3 separate regions of the Homo sapiens genome follow, and all the other regions are linked to region 1. Evidence: chromatin contacts called from ENCODE Hi-C or POLR2A ChIA-PET data. All regions are on one chromosome and are shown on one strand. Each heading gives the region's core, a stretch centred on a gene start or an enhancer-like site at or near the end of the contact. The rest is flanking DNA. Distances are from core to core; before and after follow the strand shown. Region 1 holds the start of KLHDC2 (kelch domain containing 2). Region 2 overlaps LINC01599 (long intergenic non-protein coding RNA 1599). Region 3 overlaps LINC01599 (long intergenic non-protein coding RNA 1599).

What was found. A loop is a pair of places that touch in the nucleus more often than their neighbours do. ChIA-PET counts read pairs that join two places held with the same protein, here RNA polymerase II (POLR2A). Pooled maps may share reads with other maps.
Region 2: a pooled map shows a loop between it and region 1 (6-fold over the local background). The contact joins the enhancer-like site here to the promoter of KLHDC2 in region 1. A Hi-C loop is called at or near these places in 7 of 50 pooled maps. POLR2A ChIA-PET finds 5 or more read pairs at or near these places in 4 of 52 experiments (MCF 10A, activated CD4-positive, alpha-beta memory T cell, activated T-cell and 1 more).
Region 3: a map of naive thymus-derived CD4-positive, alpha-beta T cell shows a loop between it and region 1 (3-fold over the local background). The contact joins the enhancer-like site here to the promoter of KLHDC2 in region 1. A Hi-C loop is called at or near these places in 1 of 168 maps with a recorded cell type or tissue (naive thymus-derived CD4-positive, alpha-beta T cell) and 9 of 50 pooled maps. POLR2A ChIA-PET finds 5 or more read pairs at or near these places in 7 of 52 experiments (CD4-positive, alpha-beta T cell, activated CD4-positive, alpha-beta T cell, activated CD4-positive, alpha-beta memory T cell and 3 more).

What each region holds. Positions count from the first base shown.
Region 1 is chr14:49,766,276-49,770,544 of GRCh38, reverse strand. KLHDC2 (kelch domain containing 2) reads right to left here and starts at 2,392. Exons shown (of 13, transcript NM_014315.3): 1 at 1,924-2,392. The coding sequence starts at 2,076. RefSeq lists silencers at 2,163-2,342, 2,513-2,592, 2,933-2,992.
Region 2 is chr14:50,036,056-50,040,696 of GRCh38, reverse strand. It overlaps LINC01599 (long intergenic non-protein coding RNA 1599), which reads left to right. Exons shown (of 9, transcript NR_131171.1): 5 at 1,228-1,305; 6 at 1,440-1,682. Among named protein-coding and RNA genes, the nearest start is that of LINC01588, 31 kb to the right of the region's middle. RefSeq lists an enhancer at 2,043-2,092 and silencers at 1,952-2,246, 2,683-2,772. Within about 2 kb of position 1,781, at least 16 of the 41 ENCODE cell types and tissues checked have a DNase peak (open chromatin) inside an H3K27ac peak, as active enhancers do.
Region 3 is chr14:50,058,004-50,062,635 of GRCh38, reverse strand. The region is part of intron 2 of LINC01599 (long intergenic non-protein coding RNA 1599); the gene reads left to right. Among named protein-coding and RNA genes, the nearest start is that of LINC01599, 45 kb to the left of the region's middle. RefSeq lists enhancers at 327-396, 887-1,066, 1,267-1,556. Within about 2 kb of position 1,500, at least 35 of the 41 ENCODE cell types and tissues checked have a DNase peak (open chromatin) inside an H3K27ac peak, as active enhancers do; they include CD4-positive, alpha-beta T cell, where a contact is called at or near this core.

The sequences.
Region 1 (4,269 bases), core at 1,143-3,642:
TCTGAACAATGTTGACACAGTAAACGACTGCGGTTAGCCAAAAATGGGTGTCAAAGTCCAGCAAGCTTGAATATTAAACATACAGAAACAGAACAGTTGACCACGTAAAACAACTTCTTTTTCCACCCCACCAGTGATGAAGGGAAAGGCTGGAAGCGGGCTGACCCACAGGGGACCAGCCTGTCCTGGGGAGGAAAACTGCCTACTATGTAGGAAGCCAAGGTTTATTGCCTTTGAAACAATCTCCAAGGACTTCTGTGCCTACCCTCAGGGTTCCAGCCACCAGCCATAAATGGGGAGGGCAGTCTGTTTCAGAACCATCCAATTCAGTGATTGTGCTGCTCCTCCCTGAATCGGCCCCAATCATCCAGGCCCTTTTAAATCCACAAGAAATATTCCACACTAAGAATCCTCCCCTGCCCCACTCCCAAAGTCTTATTCTCTCATGCTGTCATTTTAAAAATACAATTATGAATTAGGTAGCTTAGAAGTGTCATTGACAGGTTTCTCCAGGGGAATTAATTTACATTTTTATAAGGGTGACTACATGCTTGCCCCCCCGCCCCCCTTCTTGCAATTCTCTACCCCTTTCTAAAGTATTTTTGAGACAGTTTCCTTCTTGTTGCCCAGGCTGGAGTGCAATGGCGCCGTCTCAGCTCACTGCAAACTCCGCCTCCCTGGTTCAAGTGATTCTCCTGCCTTAGCCTCTCAAGTAGACGGGATTAGGGCGCCCGTCACCACGCCAGGCTAATTTTTTTTTTTGTATTTTTAGTAGAGACGGAGTTTCACTATGTTGGCCAGGCTGGTCTCGAGCTCCTGACTTCAGCTGATCCACCTACCTTGGCCTCCCAAAGTGCTAGGATTACAGGCGTGAGCCACCGCGCCCGGCCCCCTTTCTATTTTCTAACCACATTCATTGGAAACTGGGGAAAACACTGCAGATTCATTAGGATTGGCAAAAAATTACTTTTGCAGTTAAACCAAAATAAAGTATCAGGACAGCCATCTTTGAAAGCTATCTCAAAAATGGTCAACTATGATCAAGTCAGCTGTACCATAAGCTAAAAACAATCACAAAGCAAGTCATCCAAGGCACGGGCGTGGGGAGGGCGGAGAACATTTTCAAGACCAAAGAGGAATTTTGTGGTAGGACTGGCTCAGAGCCATCCTAGCAAATAAAATTCTAGATTTCCGAGGTTAGCAGGGTAAAGAATGGCAACTGGCTTTAAACTGCTAACTAATCACGTTGTTTATAACCAGGGGATCGGAGAGTCAAAGAGCTGCACTCTGTAGTTCATTTGATGCTGGGGATTTTTTGGTTACTGGTGGAGCTTTTCCATTATCTTAATAGGGGTGTCTGCTGAAAAACTTCAACCCAGCTGAAGCCAGAAGGAAAACAGTCCTGATGGCCATTTGCACAGGCGGGAAGGCTGAATAAGGTGGTTCCTGTAACCTTTTGGAATTCCAGTTTTCCTACACCTCGGCCTCCCTGTAAGTGGGCAGCGGTTCCCAGCTCCAGAGGGTGAAGTCCTCGTAGGCCGTCCTCATAACGCGTCTGAGTGATATCACACACCGTCACCTTTCACACCCCAACCCTTCCGAATGCACCGCCCAAGCAACATTAACAGGGCCTTCCCCGGAATAACGCTCCAATGGCAACAACGGGGGTGGGAGTGAGTTGGCTTTGTGAGCACCAGGGTGACATGACAGCAGCCCTGGAGGTTCGAGACGGGTTGGGGTACTCGAGAGAAGGAAGATTCCCGCGCGCAAAAAAAAAACAACCAACGGGCAGAGTCTGAGGTGGGGCGCGCGACGCAGGCGGGGAGCGCCCTCGGCGGCCCGCTCTGGCCTCCCCGCCTGGCCGCGAACGCAGACCCGAGTCACAGCCGAGCGACGTCCGTCGCGGCCCGGCCACTCACTGACCTTGTAGCCGCCCCAGACGAACATGTGGCGCCCGTCGCTGACGGCTACGTGGCCGCTGCGCTCAGCGGGGCAGGCAAGCTCCATGGACTCATAGCTCTCGAAGGCTGGCCCAGGCAAGTCGTCAGCCCGCAGATCCTCGTTGCCATCAGCCATCTTGAGGCTGCACTTTTGCTAACCAACAATGCCCACACCCGCGAGGGGCCAAAAAAACAAAGGAAAAGGAGAGAAATGCACAGCGGCGCGAGGCAAGGAAAAGGCGGTGGCGAAAGGGACGGCGTTGAGGCCTCTCTGCCGCCTGCGCTCGCGTTTCCCAGCCTCCTCGGCCGAGGACGGCTCTCCGCCGCCGCCGGGGCACGCCTGCAGACAGAGGGGCCGCGAGCGGAGCCGGGCGGCGGCGGCGCGGGCCCGGGACTCGGGGCACTGCAGGGAAGCGGTCCGCGTCGGGCCGGCTCCCTATTGCAGCCCGTCTGCCCCGCCTCCTGCAGTCCACGGCCTTGTTTACGCCGCGGCCGGAAGCCGCCCGTTCCGCTGACGCCGCCCGCCGAGCTCCGGAAGCGAGGCTGCCGCTCAGCGCCCCCAGCGCCGGGTCCTCCAGCCGCCGCCGCCGCCGCCGCCGCCTCTGCCCGCGCCTCCGCCTACGGCCTGGGCACCGCAGATCTATGGGGCCCGGCGACTTCTAGTCGCGCTTCGAGTCTCCTTTCACTGAGGGAACCACAGGGATAATGTCCTGAATCGGTCCCTGAAAGCTGCTGAATTTTAGCCGGATTGCCGCAATTTTTTTTTTCTTCCCGAGGATTTCTATTCGTTTGATTGAGGGATGATCTCAGAGGGTTCACAGCCCGGGCAGGGGCACCAGAATTGCTCCACTAGCAAGTTTCTGGTCTCGCCTTAGAGTCGATGCAGGCCCTGCTGTTCTGCGGGCGCGAGGGCAGTCGCTTAGCTCTCACGTGGGGCCCAGCCCGATCCCCGGGGGCCTCTCCTGAGCTCCTGCCGCCCCTGCCGGGCGCCGCCTCTGCGGGAATCTGACGTTGCCGCCGCCGCCGCTGCCGCCGCCAGCCGGGCTGCAGAGTTGGCTTGAAAAGCGTTTCCGAAGCCGTAACCACCCTTTTCTTCAGAAAGAAAGGCGGATCCTTTTCACGCACACACAGCTTTCTCTTATATGATACCTTTCAATTGGGCCAAAAGAAAATTACGAGTTACTGTGCTTGATACCTCACCTGTAAAATAGGGTGGGACAAAAATAATCTTAAATTCTTGATCTTACAGTGCCTGTAGAATTTATCGTGTTTGGTAGGAGGGACGTGCTTCATTATCTCCATTTCCCTCATCTTCTGGTTGGGAGCACTCCATAGAAAAGGAACACTTTGAACAATAAAAGGCTTTTTTTTTTTAATTATTAAAATGCTTATAGCCTGCCACTCCTCCCCTAGTGTGCCAGTGTGTTTACTTGAACTCAAGAACTTGAAAGTTACTTAAGAGGATTAATTAAAGCCTTCAACAAGGAAGCAAATCACCTTGAGGCTGTTAAGACCTTATCTGCCATCCACCCTGGTTGGTGCCCTCAAATCTGTCTGGTTCACAGAATTCCTTGCAGCAGTGTCTTCTCCCAGTCGAATTATGCTCACTAGACTTTGGGGTTATCGAAGTTCCTTGTGAACCAACCTCGTGAATCTGATCGAGTCACTTAAAAACCTTGAGCTGGCTCCCGTCGTCCTTAGTAGAATCCAAAATTAATATCTCGGCTGGGCGCGGTGGCTCACGCCTGTAATCCCAACACTTTGGAAGGCCGAGGCAGGCGGATCACCTGAGGCCAGGAGTTCGAGACCAGCCTGGCCAAAATGGCGAAACTCTGTCTCTACTGAAAATACAAAAAAATTACACAGGCTTGGTGGCCGGCGCCTGTAATCCCAGCTACTTGGGAGGCTCAGGCAGGAGAAACTCTTGAAGCCGGGAGGCGGAGGTTACAGTGAGCCAAAAGGGCACCATTGCACTCCAGCCTGGGCAACAAGAACGAAACTCCGTCTCAAAAAAAAAAAAAAAAAAAAAAAAAAATTCATATCACAGTGCTGTGCAAGAAGACCCAGCATGGTCCAGACCCAGCTTGCCTTTCCAGCTTCAATTCCTGGCTGTGTCCTCCTTCCAGCTACATTACCCTTCTATCATCGTTTTTGTTTTTTGTTTGTTCGAGAGAAGTCTCGCTCTTGTCCCCCAGGCTTGAGTGCACTGGCTCGATCTCGGCTCACTGCAACCTCCGCCTCCCGAGTCCAAACGATTCTCCTGCCTCTGCCTCCCAAGTAGCTGGGACTAAGGCACCTGCCACCACGCCCGGCTGATTTTTGTATTTTT
Region 2 (4,641 bases), core at 532-3,031, 270 kb before region 1:
GGCAGCCGTGTGCTCTGGGCTTCCTAGGTAAGTGACTCACACCAACTATAAGCCTGGCTTATGACCTAGAAAAGGAAACAGGAAGTGGCTTAGAGACATAAAGAGCACAGCCCAGAAGGGGCTGCTGTGGAATTCTCCTCAGATGAGACGGAGTCCAGTGGGCAGAGGGGCAACTTAGCATCCTCTCTTTCCCCATGTTACCACGATGCTCTTGGCAGGGACCATTTGATGGGGATTCGGATGTCTTCCTGGGGTGGTGAGCAGGGGTGAGGGAGGGGGAACTGCTGCTGGGTCAGTAGCTCCTCTCCAGAGTGAGCCCATCTGTGGAATGCCATGCCCCTTCTCTATCCCATCTTTGCAAGTGGGCTTGGGTTCTTGGGATGAGTTCTTCAGGCCTTATAAATGCAAACTGTGCAGAGGTGCCTCCAACAAGAAAAACCAGTCTCTGGCAGGGCCCCTAAGGGCAGGATTCTGGAGAGGCCGCCCTGTCCTCAGTTTGGCCCTGGGACATTCTGGCCGAAAGTAGGATGGCTGCGGCAGAGGGAGGAGAGGGGCCTCCCTGTTGATGGAGGCCACCATGTAGGGCTTCACTATGCTTCCCTTTCTGGCTCTCCCAGGGAGGAAGGGTGGCTGGCAGCTGGCGGCAGGGCTTGTGAAGGCTTAGCCCTGGGCCTGGTCCTGCTTCTCTTAGAGGTGGCTGGTTGTGCAATGGCATCCTGGCTGCTCCTCTTGGAGCCCTGTGACCACAGTTCCAGGCTCCACCCCCATTTCTCACCGCCGGTGGTGAGAAATGGAATTTTTTTGTTTTGTGTTTTTATGCTGTTCCCGTAACACCCAGCACCAGTCCCCAAGGATGAGTGCTGAAGATCCATAGCCATGGCAGGGCAGGGCCTAGGTACTGAAGGAAGATCCCACTCAGAGTTCAGTTCCACCCACTGCAAAACGCCCTCCGAGGACCCTCACTAGACCAGTTCCTCCAAGTGCGGTCCGCAGGCTGCCATCAGCGGGATCACGGGGTGAGGAAGGGGCTGTTTAAAACACGGGTTCTTGGCCCCATCTGCAGACCCCCAGAATCTAACCCTCTCAGGGAGAGTCCTGGAAATCTGTGTATCTAGAAGCACTTTCTTCCCCAGGCTGGCCAGCTCAGAAATGTCTAAAAACTTTTCTCGATACCAATCCTGGTCTCATTTATTATCCTTCTCATGAAAATGATTTGCTTCCTTTCAGCCTTGTATGACCTCTGAAAATATGACCTGAAGCAGATGGATGCACTCACATAAGAAACATCACCTGTGGCCTTCATCGGTAAGCATGGATTGCTGTTTTCACTCAGGGGCTTTGAAGGAAGACACCTTTGATCATTGGGCTGCCTCTACTTTTCGCTGAGTTGTCACTATTAAATGCCCTTCCCTGGCTTTGCCTTCTCTCTTCTCCACCAGAAAATGGGCCTGCTGCTTGAAGAAGTTGGGCTCTTGGAGTTCTCTAGCACAGGGGCCATGAAAATCAATGACTTCCTTGTTTGCTGACGGAGCAGAGGTAGAATCTCTTGGTGTTTCCACGGAGAAAACACTGACCATGAAGAGCCAAGAAAGATGACATGATGAAGCCATCAGGGGAAGCACCAAACATCCTCAACTCTGCTCACCCATGGTTTTCTCCCGCCCTCCCAGAGCTCCTCCTGCGTGAGTAATGCAGTGTGTGCTGGTGCAGTGTCTCACTGAAAAAAGAAAGAAACCCTGATTTGCAGCATTGGCCAATTTCTGTAGTGTAAATACTCCCACCATAGCAGATTTCAGGTTACCAAGGGTTTCACAACTGGTTCACAAGTCTTGACTGTAATGACCAGCTCATGCAACTCCAGCATCTCATCATCTCCGCCCTGTCCCAGAAAATCCCCACATCACACCCAGGCTGAATATCACTTTCAGCTTCTCAGTCAGAAGGAGAAGTGGTTAACTATGCCAGGATGGTAATGACTAAATATCAGAATGGTGAGTGTGGAGGGTCAGGATGTCTGCCAAATTGGAGATGACTCTTCACTTCTCAATCTTGGTGTCTCATCTGGGGAAGCTGGAGGGAGACATGCACAGCTTCTCATGAACAGTCCTGGAAGCCCTTACCCCAAGGCCTCATGGGGCTCTCTCCAGGGCTTGCTCTTTGTCACTCCTTTAAAAGCCTGTCATTCATTGCCAGAGAACAGAAGACTCCATCCTAAGGCCAAGTTGAAAACGGCAGGCTTGGGAGCTGTCTAGACTCTGGGTCCTGGCTTTTGTCTTGGCTGGTGTCAAAATGGACTCTTTAAAAACTGTCCTCAGGAAGATTCCCCATCCAACTCTGAACAGCCTGGACTGATCTTTTTCTGATTTTTAGGGGTCTTGTGAACAAGAGTCAGGTGGGCGGGCAGCTCTTGTAAAGCTGAACATAACCAAATTTGTCCATAGCCTGTGACAGCAAAGATCACAAAATTCTTCCCTCCCCTTTAGGGCCTGGGAGTGACGCCGAACCAAGGGGAGGATAGTGACCTATTTTATCTCCCAAACATTGGGCAGCCAGTTGCATTTGCAGATTTAAAATCCACCCACACTACTGCAGTTTCTGTTCTCCTGCCCCCCCGAGCATACTTCTGGCTGGAGCTGGTTTTGTAAAGTGGAGTTGGCTGTGGGTGTGGGAGTCCTCCTCGGAGAGCCTGGTCTGACAGCCCCAGTCAACAGCCCTCCCATGGGCATTTGGGCTGCTCCAGTCCCGGCAGGTGCACAGCTCAGGGGAATCTGGTTTTGTCTTGGTCTCAGCCAGGGAAGTCTAGTTAAAGAAAGAAAAGGTTGGCCGGGTGCAGAGGCTCACACCTGTAATCCCAGCACTTTGGGAGGCTGAGATGGGCAGATCACGAGGTCAGGAGTTTGAGACCAGCATGGCCAACATGGTGAAACCCCGTCTCTACTAAAAATACAAAAATTAGCTGGGCGTGGTGGCAGATGCCTGTAATCCCAGCTACTTGGGAGGCTGAGGCAGGAGAATTGCTTGAAACCAGAAGGTGGAGGTTGCAGTGAGCCGAGATCGCGCCACTGCACTCCAGCCTGGGCAACAAGAACAAAACTCTGTCTCAAAAAAAAAAAAAAAAAAAAAAAGGTCTCGGTGGAAATGGCCTTGAATCTGGGGTCTCTCTCATATTCTAATCACTCAATCACTTAACAAATACTTATTGAGGGCCTACTAGGTGCCACACATTGGAAGACAGTGGAGGGTGAAGCAGAGTCTGCCCTCAGGGAGCTTACAGTTTAGATTACAGGCAAGACAGCCCTTACACACATAATTCCAGATGAGTCAATAATGACCAGGGTGCAGAGGCTTTGAAGCAGAAGCATAAGGTGCAATGGGAGCATAAAACAGGGAAGCCTAATGCAGACTGAGGGGCCTGAGGAGGGTTCCTTGAGAAAGTGAGGTTGAAGCTGAGAACCTGAGGAGTGGTTTTCACGCAGTGCAATTGAAGGTTGAAAGGGAAGATCCTCCAATGCACAAAGAATTCATGCTTCAGAAACATTCTCTTCCTGAGGATACATTTGGGAATTTAGGTAGAAATTAACTGTCTTGCCTTCATATACAGTGTAGTGGAGACCACTGTAGGTCTCCAACTTTTTGTCTTTTCTTAATAACAAGTCCCCAGTTTTTGCTAGGTACATAGCTACCCAGAGAAAAGATTATGTGGCCACCTTACTATGTTCTGGCCAATGAGATGTCAGCAGAGGTAATATGCGGGGCCTCTGAGAAGGCCCTTTCCTGCTACCTGGTACCTGGCTGGAGGCTGAAAAGCCATTAGGGACGAGACATGCTAAGGTTGGAGGGTCAGCGTATTACATGGAGCCTCCTTCCCTGATGGCCTTGGGCTGCCATACCAGCCCTGGATTGCCTAATTCCCGACTTCTTTTGTAAAAGGGAGAAATAAGGGTCAATTTTTAAAAAAGCATCTATTACTTTGACATTTTCTGTCACACACAGCCAAATATAATCCTAACTACTATACACAGCTTCTTTTCAGCTTAATGAAAAGATCATTGTTCTGCACTACACATAAATTACCTATTTTATAGAAAAGTCTGTGATTACAATAGCTATTTTCCCAGCCTCCTTCATCACCTCCTTGATCCCCTTATCCTCCCCTCGGCCCTGCACCTCCTCTCTTTCCTGACTCCCACACCAGAGCTAGGCCTGCCCTGGGCACTTTTGCCTCCAGGAATGAATGAGGCTCACAGCCCGAAGGTGCTCCAAGTCTTGGCTACCTTCCCTCAGTGGCTGCCCTGGCAAAGGTCCTGCCGCAGGGAATCACACAAAGTCCAGCAAAGCAACTGGTCTTTCCTGTCCATTCTCACCCTTCCCAAGAAAGTGTGAAGAGTTACAATACTCAGGCAGAGCTGGAAAAATCATACCCTTTTAGAGAATCCACAAGAATTATTGGAGGTGCTTTCACTGACCTGCCCTGCCTTGGGTTTTTCAAGCTACGCAGATGGGTTTTTCAAGCTACGCAGAATTTAATGGATCTGTTTCCCCAGCCTCTGGCTAACCAAATCCAAAACATCAAGAGTCAAGGGGAGAAGGTCAGCATGTTTAGTTACAAACCTTTGGGGCTGTCTGGGGTGATTGCAGGCC
Region 3 (4,632 bases), core at 251-2,750, 290 kb before region 1:
CCATGCTGATGGAGAAAAGGTAGCCTAAATTCTCTGGTAACGGGGGTGAGAGAGAGAGAGAGAGATGTGGCGATGAAAATAAAGAATAAGGAAAGGAATAGCGACTTCAGGGGACTTTGCCTGGGTTGGGGCTCAGGCCGGGGCCTGGGAAGTATGAGAGACAGAGGGTGATAAAAGGGCATCAGGTGTTAGAGAGCAGCTGGACCAGAAGACCCACCATCCGGCAGCAACACCCAAAGACCTTTGGTCACATAATGTGGGGACGGGGAGGGAGGAGCTCTGGCACTGGAGATAGCCTTGGGCACCTGGCAATGCCCTCCCGCCCCTTCCCCGCTGACTAGTTCACAGAGGCCTTGCCCCATGCCACTGCACTGCCTTGACACTGACACACAGCACTGCCGGCCCAGGGACTTCTCAGGGTCCAAACCTCCTACATTCCCAGGGCTCCCAGAAATCAGAGCTGAACCCACAAGGCACACAGAGCTGGGCCTCTGAGCTGGCTCCCAAAAAGAAGTGTGTTGAGGGAAACATTCTCAGCAACATTGAGAATGTTTTCACTGGACCACTGTTTACCTTGTTTAACGAGAAGCTGTCACTAAGCATTAAGGTTTCTTTGATTTGGAGACTTCTCTGCACACCAGAGAACCAGTGGCATAGGGTTGCCTCCTGCTCTGCACAGTGTCTTCCGGGGCTGCTGGTGGCAGGATGTGGCGGCCTGGTTCAACAGCTGTGATTAGTGACCCTGATTGTAGCCGCTAGCTGAGTGATTGTAAAATCAGGAAGTGAGGAGGGTTTTGTGTTCCCTCCTGGCCCCTCCTGCAAGGAACTCTGGATGGAAAGGTGAACTTGCTAAGTGCAGTTGTGCTTTGCTGACATCTGCTCCCGTTTTTGCCCCTTCACTGCTTTTAATGAATTCTGGGTTCAGGCACCCTGAGCCCTGAACGTATGGAATCTGTCCTGGGAGAATCTGTTTGTTTTATAGAGGTGGTGATGAGCAGAGGCATCCAGGCAGGTCTATTCATGTGGGAAAGCAGAGAGTTGCCCTGGATCCTACTTAAGGCCAGACCCTTCAGGTCTCCAGAGGGGACAGGCCTGGCACTGTCTGTAAGCAACTCTCGAAGAAGCCAGACTTTTCCTGTAAATGTATAACCAAAAAAAAAAAAAAAAAAAAAAAAAAGACTATTTTGGAGCAAAGAAGCCAGAAAAAGGGCTAATGGGGGATGAGAGCGTAAGCCTGGCCCAGTGACCCAAATCCTGAGTTTGTGGAGGTGTTTACAGGGGCTGAACGGCCAGGCCCAGGCTGGCCCCAGGGAACCCCCAAAGGCCATGAGTGAGGCCTGCGTTTTGGGGTATGCTCCTTGTTTCCTGTGCCGGCCTGTCTCCACATGCTGGGTGGTTGTGAAACAACGGCTTGCAGTGACTCAGCTTTATAAATAGGACATTTACAGTGAAAATTACAGGAAATTCCCAGAGTCTCCTGCGGGGGCTTATTTTAGGTGTGTGGCTTACACAAGTGAAACCCCAGCCACCCTCTTCCAGCCTCTTCTCCCTGCAGCATCCTTGGGTATCTGATTTGAGGCAATTGCTTCTGTTCTGTGACAGGAAACCACCCCAGGAGGTCTGAGAGAAATGAGGAAAGGAGGCGTCCATCTCCAGCCCCATTCAGACACGCTCCTGGGAGAGAACAGCTCACATTTGGCTCACGCTTCTCATATGCCGAGCGCTCTGCTGTGTTACCTCAGTGACTTTCACTGACTCCCAAGGAAGTGATGGGGATGGGGAAACTGGAATTCAAACCCATTTCCAACTCCCTCCGGATCTCGAGAGATTAACCACAGACACAACTTTTCCTGAACACAGAACAAGAAGGCAAAAGGAAGCAGAGGTCCCTGTTTTCAGGAGAGGACAGGAGAAAGGTGCCAGTACCCTGGCCTTTGGTTATATTTCCCTTTCCCTCTTCAGTAACACATTTCTTGGCAGGACATCTTTTCTGGAAAACCAGACTTGAGCTTGGAGTGGCTCAACAGCCCTTGCTGTAGCTAGGTTTGATGGAGAAGCTGAGAGAGCTGCCTGCACCCGGGTAGGAGGCTCTGTCATGGAGGGGCTCAGGCCATTGCAGGTTTAGGGCCTAAATGTTGTGCAAATATTTGCCCAACAACTCCCAGTGTGCCTTGGAACAAGCAGCAGGAGCGGCCCTGGCTGAGTCCCTGAAGAGAAACGTGGATGTGATGACTTTGAATGGCTCCCAGCTTCTACTTCCTCATAATTTGCCAGGATCTCTGTCGCCAACGAGCCTGGTTACAAGGAGAGGGGGCTCCGTGCTAGCCTGCTAGGCATGATGGAATCTTCCGCATTCTCCAGATGAAGCCCGCACACCCATGCCTTCATCAAGCAGCAGGCACTGCCAATGCGTTTTTGAGCTACAGATTTGTATTCCCAGCAATCTGTGAGATTCTCCCCCTAGATCCTCGCAAAGCTTCTGAATTTATCGAGTTCAAAACAGAACACCCAAACTGGCTTGTCTTGTATTCTCTTTCAGTTAAGGCTGCCTTCCCTAGTCCCCCTAGTTAGAAACCATTGGCTCATCCTTAACCCTCTGCTGCTCTGCCCTCTCCCTCCCGAGTCTGATTGATTCTCCCTCCTAGCTCTCCCCTCAGTGCCTGGAGTGCATGGGTCTGACCCAATGGGTGGTTGGCAGGGGTAGGAGTGGGAGTTGGGAGGAGCACATGACCCAAGCTGAGCTCATTAGATCCCAGGGTTTTTCTAGCTGCAGCAGGCTCTTTTCTCTCTAGATGCTTGCTGGAAGGCTGGGAATCCAGAGGGGCCTGTGGCCATGCATCTGCAGCCTGGCAAAGCCTGCCTGCAGCAGCGAGGGGACATGCTGCAGGGAGAAGCCATGATGAGTGGTGGAGAGAGACTTCCTGAGGGGACAGAGCTCCCAGTACAGCTGTCCCCAAACCAGGTCCACCCCCTGCCCCCATCCATCCTTCACAGGCCACCAGGATTCTTTTCCATGTTCTCCAACTTTTTGTTTTAAAAAAATCCAACTACAAAGAAGTTGACAGAATAATTCAGTGAATACCTACATACCCTTCACCTAGATTCACCAGTTATTAGCATTTAGTGACAGTTATGTTCTCTTTTTCCCTATATATTCATGTATGTGTGTTTTTTCTGAACCATTTGAAAATAAGTTGCTGATGCCATGACACTTCTCCCCTACATATTTCTGCATGTATTGCCTAAGAATGCGAACATTTTCCCCACAGTCACAATACCGTGATCACATTCAAGAAATTTAACAGGGCTGGGCGCTGTGGCTCATGCCTATAATCCCAGCACTTTGGGAGGCCAAGGCAGGTGGATCACGAGGTCAGGAGTTCAAGACCAGCCTGGCCAACATGAAACCCCATCTGTACTAAAAATACAAAAAATTAGTCAGGCGTGGTGGCAGGCACCTCTAATCCCAGCTACTTGGGAGGCTGAGGCAGGAGAATCGCTTGAAACCAGAAGGCAGAGGTTGCAGTGAGCCAAGATCACGCCACTGCACTCCAGCCTGGTCAATAAGATTGAAACTCTGTCTAAAAAAAAAAGGAAAAAAAAAGAAAAGAAATATTAACAATGATATAATAATATCTAATATTAATATATATCCACATTCAATTTTGCCAAGTGGAATTTGTTTATGGATATAAGATATTATGATAGTTTTTTTTCCCTTTTCAATTCAAGAGCCAATCATGGATAACAAATTGCATTTAGTTGTCTTATCTGTTTAGCCCCCGTAACCTAGAATTGTTTTCCTGTCCTTTTTTATATTTCATCATATTAGCATTTTTTGTATCCTTCAATTTGGATTTGCTTTTTCCTCATGATTAGAGTCATGCTGTATATTTTTAACAGAGATAACACTGGATTCTTTTCAGTGTATCACATTAAGAGACACATGATGTCAGTTATTGGTGTGTTAAGTTTGATCACCTTGTTAAGGTGGTGTCTGCCAGATCTTTTCATTGTAAAGGTACAATTTTCCCTTGATACATGGGAATAATTACATATATATATATCTGTTCTTGTAAAGTGGAAATTAAGTATATGTTCTTATGCTGGTTCCCTTGGCTCCAATTTCCACAGGTCAACATAAAGAAGGCCCAGTTGCACCTGCACACACAGTGGGTTGTGTTAGAGGGGAGGAATGCTGAGCTTAGAGAATCAGCATCTTTTATGATAGGCAATAAGTCTCTGACCTCTTCTGCAGAAGACATTATCTTTCTTATACTAGGCACTAAGCATGCCTGTACTTTGCTCCAAAGGGAGAGTCTTGTCTTCCAAGGCTATTTGCTATTCAAATGCCTTTGGAAAGAGATTCCAGAACAGAGGCAGTGAGTGCTCCTGCTCATAAGACACCCACAAATGCTAGAGACGCATGGAGAACTGTCTCCCAACAGATCCTGAAAAATTATCTTTCTACAACACAATCCAGTCATGTTATTCCCCTGTTGTGGCTGGTGGCCTCCCAATTCCTAGTCTCTGCACCTTCAGTAGCAGAGACCCCCACCTCCCCTGACCCACAGCTGTGCACATGGCTTTCCAGAATTTGGTCTGTGTTTCCCATCTTCTCTCTCAGCAAGG